2 separate regions of the Homo sapiens genome follow, and region 1 is linked to region 2. Evidence: chromatin contacts called from ENCODE Hi-C or POLR2A ChIA-PET data. All regions are on one chromosome and are shown on one strand. Each heading gives the region's core, a stretch centred on a gene start or an enhancer-like site at or near the end of the contact. The rest is flanking DNA. Distances are from core to core; before and after follow the strand shown. Region 1 overlaps MSI2 (musashi RNA binding protein 2). Region 2 overlaps AKAP1 (A-kinase anchoring protein 1).

Region 1 (4,301 bases), core at 722-3,221, 480 kb before region 2:
TGTGCAGGGGCTGGAGTTCCTTTCCCAACCTGGGACTGACAAATCCTAGCCCAGGGAGGGAGGGGTAGAGCTACCTCCTGACTTGTTCTCCTCTAGGATGAGCCATATTCCTTTCCCCGCCTGGCTTTTCCTTCTTATTAGGTTGTCATCATTATCGTCACAACCACCACCACGTACTTGGCTTATAAGTCCTACTCAACCCCTTCATATGATGATATCTAATCCTTCTAGCCTGCCCTCGCCCTCAAGGCAAGTAATGTTATCCCAGTTAGACAAATGAGGAATCAGATGCTCAGCAAAGTCAAGTCACTGTCCATGCCCTCCTTCCATCAGGGAGTCGCTGAGCTGGGATGTAAGCCCAGGTCTGTCTGTCCCTAAAGCCTGTCACTCCTCCATCAGCCCCTGGAAGATCAACCAAAATAAATGGAAGGCTTAGTGTTAACACAGCCCTGGATAAGCTGCCATATAATAGAGGCCAATGGCTGGTCGGTTATCCTTGCTGATAAATGTGGTGGCCCAGGAACTCAGCAGGTCTGGAGTGATGGGGGTTGATCCCCAGCCTCACTCTATGGGCTCTATCACCCTGAGCAACTCAGGTGACCTCAACAGGCTCAGCTTCCTCATTGAGGGCAGAGATTTCAGCCTGGGTGGTTCACTGCTGAATTCCCTGTGCCTAGAACTTATTCTCAATAAAAATTTGTCAAATGAATGAATGAATCTGAAAAATGGAAATCCCAGTAACAGCCTCCCCACCTGGTTTATTAATGAGTGATAATGTAGGAGGGCACTTGGCACAGAGCACGACACATCCTAAGGGATCAATAAGCAGAAGTTGCTGGTCATTAATACTATTATTACATATTATTATAACGCTATTATTGCTTTTCAAGGTCATTATAGGGATCAATGCATTTGGGAAATATAAATGTAAGGCAATATCTTTACAATAACTAGTAACCAATGCTGACAAATAAGGGCAGACACTGACAAGTGGTCCCCATGAACACCGTACCGCCCACCACAGAGGCATTCTAGGAGACTGCCCTCGCCTTCCCATTGGACATGTGCATCTGGACTCTACGAGGGGGCACTCCTGCTCCATCCCAGGTCACTGTGCCCATGTGGGATCCTCAGACGGAGTTGTCGGGCACGTCCACACTTGCACAGCAGTTCCAGTGAGAATGCATCCTGTTACCTTTGCATTGGTCACCTCATGCCCATAAGTTACAGCCATCTCAGCCTGATCTCCACTCGGTTTAGTTAAAAATAGAGTTTACAACAGAAACCTGAATCCAGGCTCCTCTAAATCAGGACGGCGGGGAAGCAGGTGCTACCCAAATGTGGCGCCGTGCTGACGAATGGAGGTCGGCCGAGCTCAGCTCTCTGCCCTGAGCTGGTGGGTGGCAGCCTCCATAGCAGAGATGCCAGCTCTGGGGAAAGGAGGGCTCTTTACACAGAAGGCAACACATTCCCTCCAACGTGCTAGCCTCCTTCGATTCAATCAATATTGGTTTAGCACCTGCTTATGTGCCAGGAGGTACCTGAGGCTGCAGCCATGTCTCAAGGTGACAAAATGGACAAAGACAAGCAGACACAGAATATCTTGAATTCAGGACAGATTGCCTTAAGGAGAAAGGCAGACAGATTGGACTTTTAAAAGCAAATCGTCAGAAGCTAGAGTTCTGAGACCATGTCCCACAAAAATTACTGGGCGCCAGCCTTGGGCTCTGAGGCTCTGCAAATTCCTCTAATCCCAGAGGCTTCTATGGCAAGTCCTCACTCTTTTCCAGGTTGCTGCTGCCAAATACCATCTTGCTTAGCGAACCCAAAATTTCTGGAACAGGGTGAAGCTCAAAATAATTCTCACAGTTAGACTCACTGGGACCTAAATAGCTTTGCTGATTAAACCTCTGAATCCTTATTCAAACCTGCGACATTCCTCCTTGGTGATGCCAAATCCTTCATGCTTCCCAGCAGGCTCTGGCTTGAGGATCCGATTCTGCTGCACACACCTGTCAGGGTCACCTGTCCTGACTTGGCTACGATCCATTGATTTACTCTTTGGCACGGCTGATCAGCTTTCTAGCTCCCCCACCACACCCACTGAAGCACAGATGAACAATTAGTTGGCCTAATGATAAAGTACCCTTCCTTAGGGGTCTGGAGAACTAGGGTGGGTGTAGGTGGGATTGAGAGGACATGAGGGAAGTGGGCATTTGCAGAGAGGGAGGGTTTGGGACCCTCTCCTGATGTGGGCGGGGAAGGCAGAGGCACGCAGTCGGCTGTAGAAAGTATTGGCTTTCCCATTTGGTGTAAGCTGCTCACCTGCCCAGCTGGGAACAGAGAGGAAAAGAACAGAGGAGTGTCTGGATGTGCTCTCAAAGTGACATTATTATCATTACTATTACTTTCCCACTGTCTTTCCAAACCCATTCCTGTAGGTTATTTCACTTTATCCTTACTATCATTCGATGAAGTATCTCAAAAAGGATTATCCATTTTAACCCAAGAGGAAACTGGAGTATAGACTAGGTGACCCTTGTCGTTGACCACACCACGAATCCAAGAGGAGAATATTCAGAGAGCACAAGAACCAGAGGAGAATATTCAGAATCCAGAGGTACGTGAGGTAAAGGCAAGGTAAAACACTACCAGGTCCACCAGAAACCCATCTCCTGGGAGGAGCGGGGCCTGGTGGGGGCTGCCACATTCCCTCAGAGCATCTCCCCTTCCTGCATCCTCCTGTCTCATGGTTCTGAGGTGGCAAGGTCAGGCCCCTCAGCCTGAAATGCGGGGAGAGAAGACTTAACAAACGACAAAAGCAAGTTGTGGATTGATTCTCCCCTTCCCAGGGCGGCCTGCCCCTCCTCTTCAACAGTGACAGGCAGTAAAAGGTTAGTGGCATGCTTCCTGCCTCTGGTTCCTCGGAGCTAAATGATCAAATGATGTCAGGACTGGGCAAAAGCTCGATTCCTAGTTAGAGCCACCACAGCTCCAGAAATGAAACTTGGCACAGCATCCCTCTGCTCAGAGGCTCTTCACTGGACCCAATACATCAACAAGGCGGCCAATTATGGCTGAGTGCACACTCCTACCCTGGTCTTTACCCTGAGCCCACCTGTGGCTCAGGCTTTGCTCAAATCTGCAGGGGGAGGGGCCCCAGAGGCCGTCACTGCTGCCCTGACTGCCTTCTTCCCATGCTGGTCTTTCTCCCAGATGTCCTGGGAGGAAAGCCAACCCAGCCAGGACTCACACACCTGCCTGCCAGATCGGCCTGCCAGGAACCCCCATATAAGAGAGGATCCAGCAGCCTTCTGCATACCATGCATCCCAAGCTGCCAGACTCTGGCGACCCTGTGAACTCAGGTCACACCCATATGAGCAATTGCAGTGGGCGCCATGCTGGGCCTCCCACTTTGTCTCAAATAGGTTGTTTTTGGTTGTTGGCTTTTCTGATAAACAATCTGAATAGGCATAATGGCCTCATCACCAAGAGCATGAAATAAATCCCCAAATTAACAGAATCCCAAGGACTGGGGACAAGAAGGCAGGCAGGGAAGAGTGTTGCAGAGAAGAGATTCGACTTGGGTCTCCAGCACTGTCCATTTTTACCTGCTGGAAGAGACCCCTGTTCTCATCATAGCTCCTATGCTCCCTGCAAAACCGTGGATAACTCACAAATAATTAAGGCACAGATTTCAACCCACCCCATAACTCCTCTACCAGAGAAAACCACTGGTGAAAGTGTGGAGAATTTCTTTCCTTCCATGAATACTGCTTTACTGCAATCACTCTCAACCCAACCTGCATATCATAATCACCTGGGGGGTTTTAAAAGACAGGGATGTCCAGGCGCCACCCTCAGAGCCTCTGATTTACTTGGTCTGAGGTGGGGCCTGGGAGTTGGTCTTCTCTAAGAGCTCCCCAGGTGATTCTAATTCTAATATGATTCACAGCGTATATAAATTTTATAGCTTTTTTGTGCAATACTATGTCATCGGCATTTCCACGTCATTTAAAAACTCTCTGTAAACACCATTTTAATGGATGTGTAATCATCCATCATATGAGCGTCCCATAATTTCCTTTCAGTTTGCTTTGTAAGTGTTCTCCTGAGTGTGTGTCAGCCGTGGCTCGTGTCTACGCTGAGGACCTCCCTGTAACTCCCAAGGCAGATTTCACACCCTTTCCCACTGATGGCAGATGCACTCAGAGGCCCAGGGAGTGGCCTCCTGCTACACCATCTTAGGATCCTGCACTGCACCCTAAAATTCTTGAGAAACTGGTCATTTCAGCCAGGA
Region 2 (4,057 bases), core at 652-3,151:
GAGAACTGAGCCCTAAGGCTGCCCTTGCATGTGATGAATTACCTATATCCCTGTGCGTGTAGCAGGGCACCAGCTGGGAGAGTTGAGGAACGGTCACCTAGTCCTTTTCTGTGTGCTGTGGTTGAAATGAGAAAGGCTGGATGGAGCACTTGGAAGGGGAAGCTGCAGACAGAATGAGGCGGGAATGCCTCTTGGAAGAGGTGGCATCAGAACTGGAACACTTGAGAACTGTGCCAAGATCTGGGGGGAAGCAGGAGGAGAGCGGGGAGAAAGTTCCAGGCAGGAAGAACATGTGCCAAAGTCCTAAGGCAGGAACAGGCTTGGCTGACTCAAGAGGTAGCAAGAGGGGAGGTGAAGATGAGGCAGAGCATGGCTCTCAGAAAAAGGGCTCTCCAACATCACTGCGCGGAAGGCCAGTCGGACTCGCAAGAACCCCAAGGGACACGGTCCACCAAACTTTCTCCAGAGGGGAAAGCGATGTGCCTGAAGAGCCAAGGGGCTTTAGTTCTTAATTAATAAGCAGAAGCTGCTTCCAGACTTGATTCCTGAAACAGGATGCCTCTGTGGCTGGTAGCATGACAGGTACACTGTGTAGGTAAACAGGGGCTTGCTTTTACCTTTAAGTTCTCAGCGAATACACTTGCCAGGAAGCCCTGTGGCCACACCACACATTAGCCTTACAGAGCCACCACTAAGGGTAAGGGATAATAAGCCCCCCTTACTCTCAGGCTCCCTCAAAGGAACCTGTTCCAATAAGGCAGTCCAGCCCCAGGAGGCGGACACACACAGCCTACGTAAGCCCTTGCCACTTCTTTGAATCAGACTTTGCAAAAAACAACCTTGCTCTCCAGCCAACATAAACCATAGGCAACAGAGGGCCTTATAAGGCTTGAAGCTTTCTTAATCAGAAACAGTTAGATGGGCTGGAGTTAGCAGCTCCAAGTTAGAGGGAAGGAGGAACTGAAAAGGAGAGAAGAAAGGGTGGCCTAGGGAACCAGCAAGCTTGCTGGTCAAACTGCTTTTTCATCCCTCTTCAGCTTCTGTGTCATCACAGTAAAGAATTCTCACCGGGGGTCTATGGCCATGCCTCCTTTCATGTTTGCATTTTGGTTTAAGCCAGAGGAATCAGACTGCCCACCAATCCACACTATTAGAGAGTTTTTAAGTGTCCATTTAGTGGCCAGCCTTTAGGCTGGGCAACTTCACACAAAAATGAAGTTATGGGGCCAGGCACGGTGGCTCACACCTGTAATCTCAGCACTTTGGGAGACCAACATGGAATGATCACTTGAGCCTAGGAGTCTTGAAATGGGTCTGGGCAAGGTGATGAGACCCCATCACTACAAAAAAAATTTTTTTAACTAGCCAGGCATCATGATGTGCACCTATAGTCCCGGGTACTTGGGAGGCTGAGGCAGGAGGATCCCTTGAACCCAGGAATTCAAGGCAGCAGTGAGCTATGATCGAGCCACTGTACTCTAGCCTGGGTGACAAAGCAAGACCTCATCTCTAAATAAATAAATAAATAAATAAATAATGTTTTTAATGGGGTTATGTGGTTTCCTGAAAAATTGCCTGCTGGGGCAACAAGGGGTCCTCACTCCCCAGGCAGCAGTCTGACACCTAGCTCCCCAGCTCCCCAGCTCCCCGGGCTGCCTCAGTCACATGCCTGCCTGCACCAGGAGGCAGGCTGGGCCCCTGCCACAGATCCAGAATAGAAAAGGCAGCCCTGGAGACCTCTTAAGCAGCCACCCCCTCCACACACCCCTTGGCAGCTTCCAGGGTGGCTTTATTCTCCTCTCTCTCCTGACGAGGCGGTGGCAGCAGAGACAGCAGCAGCTTTGGCACCAGGACCTGTCCCGTACACTGCAGCCACATGCACTTGGCCCTCCTAAAGGATGCCACCTGCTAAAAATAGCACCAGCACATGCTTGGCCAGGTGAGCCACACCAAAGCCAAAGGACAAAGCAGGGAGGTTATTTGCAGCACGGCCTTTTCTCCCAGAGACAGCTAAAGGCACAGCTGAGTGTGGGTCTCCCTCCAAGGCAGTTCAGGAAAGTGAGAATCACTCCTGCTCCTTTTTCTTGGGAGTGGCAGAAAGGAGGGGCAAGAAGGAGTGTACAGAAGACTGAACTGTCCTTCAGATCTGTCATCGACCCAACCTCACAAAGGCACATCCAGGCCCAGGCCAGAGAAGGGATGGGGGCTGGGGCTGTGCTTGAAAAGATCTTACTGCCTCCTCTAATCAGGAGGCCAGCTACTGCTGGGTGACAGCCTTTGGAGGGCCAGGAGATGGTCTGTGACCTCCAAGTGAGGTCTGACAGGTGTCGGGAAATTAGTGACTTCAGGATTGTCTTTTTCAATCAGCTCAGTCTTCAGAGCAGTTTCCCTGAGCCCTCAGGCACAGCTTTTTTTATTCATAGTCATTACTTGTGCATTTCAAAAGCACCCGATGGTTGCATAATTCTGATGATAAAATATGGCTTTGGAAAGACAAGAGAGTTAAGAGTAGGATCCTGTACTTCAGTTTCCCATAAAATGAAGATGTTCTGTAATAGGGAATATCTCCCTCACAGAGTTGTAACGAGGCTGAACACACTTAAGTCAGACTCCATATGTGGGATCAATGATTTTAATCTTTGTAAAACCCAGTTTAGTTTCCTGAATGAGGATGTGGTGATAAAGGGGCAGTAAATAAGCAACAACCAATGAGCATGGGGGGCGGCAGGGGCAGAGGAGGAGGTGGGGAGCACGCCCCAGCCCAGGTCCAAGCCAGTCCAGCCCTTGCTGTGTCCAGGGACCAGTTTACTCTACTCGGATCTTGTTTCTTCACCCACAAACTAATCACTGTACTAACCTCATAGGGCTGACAGAGAATAAAAATGACACAGAAAAAAAAAAGCCACTAATATGCCAGTAGGTGCTCATCAGTAAGTGTCCTTTATGCTGCCTGGCTCCAAGAAAAGAGATCTCACATTATATATACCAAAGGTCAATCTAGCAGGGTTCAAACAAAGCACACCCAGGACTAGAAGAGGGGGCATCTGGAAACAAAGAACTCCCCACCCCTGCCACAACAGAACACGTTAGCATCCACGCTGTGGCCCCACTCTCCCCCAACACCTTCTGTGAAGAATGGCCCCTAACATTTAGGTGGACTGGAAACAGCAGAATGAAAACACAACCTCGTTTAAGAGAAGGGCCGCACTGAGATCTGTAGGAAGTCATCAGGTGGGTGAAGGACCAAGTAACAATATGTTGACATCTGACATTTGGAGACCAAGGACAAACCAGCAGGGATCTTTATGATAATAAACGGCTTCAAACCAAAAGGGCTTTCTAAGGGCTTAGCATCTGGACCTTTGCTTCACGCTCCTGTCCCCAGGTCCTTTCTGAAGGTCCTCACTCAAACTGTTTCAAAACTGTTCGTCCACTCCCAACTGGCAGACTAGAACTCACTTGTAGTATGCCATGGAGACAACCAGTAGATAATTTGTCACCAAAGCTGTTGGGTTTATGGACTCTGGAAGACTAAGCTCAAACATGTTATGCTTTAGAGATTTACAAGTTGAGACAATTAAGCTTTTAGAGTTGGAGAAAAAAAAACTTTCTAGGCCGGCGCTGTCCAACAAAACTTTCTTCGATTATGGAAAATGTTCTTGACCTGTACTGACCAGGACGGCAGCCACTAGCTACACGAGGCCACTGAGAACCTGAAATGTGGCTAATGTCACTAAGAAATTTTTTTAAAAATACTTTGAAAAGTTTAATTAGTCACACAGCTAGCAGCTACCCTACAGACAAGGCAGCTCTAAACTCCCCACACCCAGGACAAATTTAGGCAAATAAAGCTATCTTTAAAAATAAAAAATATTTAGAACAGTAGCACACCTTAGAGCTAAGAACTTGAGATGAACAGTGAGTTGTTTTTTTTCCCCTTAAGTCTTTGACATGTACTACCCATTGAGCTGTGCTCCCCAGCCCAAACACATCACTCCAGTGGCCCCTGGGCACGTTTGGTCTAACTCCAAGGCTCCCAGGACCATAATCTGAATAC

The links. Hi-C counts contacts between places; a loop is a spot of excess contacts on that map. ChIA-PET counts read pairs that join two places held with the same protein, here RNA polymerase II (POLR2A). Pooled maps may share reads with other maps.
Region 1: a pooled map shows a loop between it and region 2 (10-fold over the local background). The contact joins two enhancer-like sites. A Hi-C loop is called at or near these places in 1 of 168 maps with a recorded cell type or tissue (gastrocnemius medialis) and 3 of 50 pooled maps. POLR2A ChIA-PET finds 5 or more read pairs at or near these places in 1 of 52 experiments (common myeloid progenitor, CD34-positive).

Annotation. Positions count from the first base shown.
Region 1 is chr17:57,569,826-57,574,126 of GRCh38, reverse strand. All of the region lies in intron 7 of MSI2 (musashi RNA binding protein 2), which reads right to left. It overlaps LOC107984993 (a long non-coding RNA gene), which reads right to left. Exons shown (of 2, transcript XR_001752947.3): 2 at 1-4,301. Among named protein-coding and RNA genes, the nearest start is that of MSI2-AS1, 36 kb to the left of the region's middle. Within about 2 kb of position 1,971, at least 4 of the 41 ENCODE cell types and tissues checked have a DNase peak (open chromatin) inside an H3K27ac peak, as active enhancers do; they include gastrocnemius medialis, where a contact is called at or near this core.
Region 2 is chr17:57,089,160-57,093,216 of GRCh38, reverse strand. The region is part of intron 1 of AKAP1 (A-kinase anchoring protein 1); the gene reads right to left. Among named protein-coding and RNA genes, the nearest start is that of AKAP1, 5.9 kb to the right of the region's middle. RefSeq lists enhancers at 1-333, 1,256-1,805. Within about 2 kb of position 1,901, at least 17 of the 41 ENCODE cell types and tissues checked have a DNase peak (open chromatin) inside an H3K27ac peak, as active enhancers do; they include gastrocnemius medialis, where a contact is called at or near this core.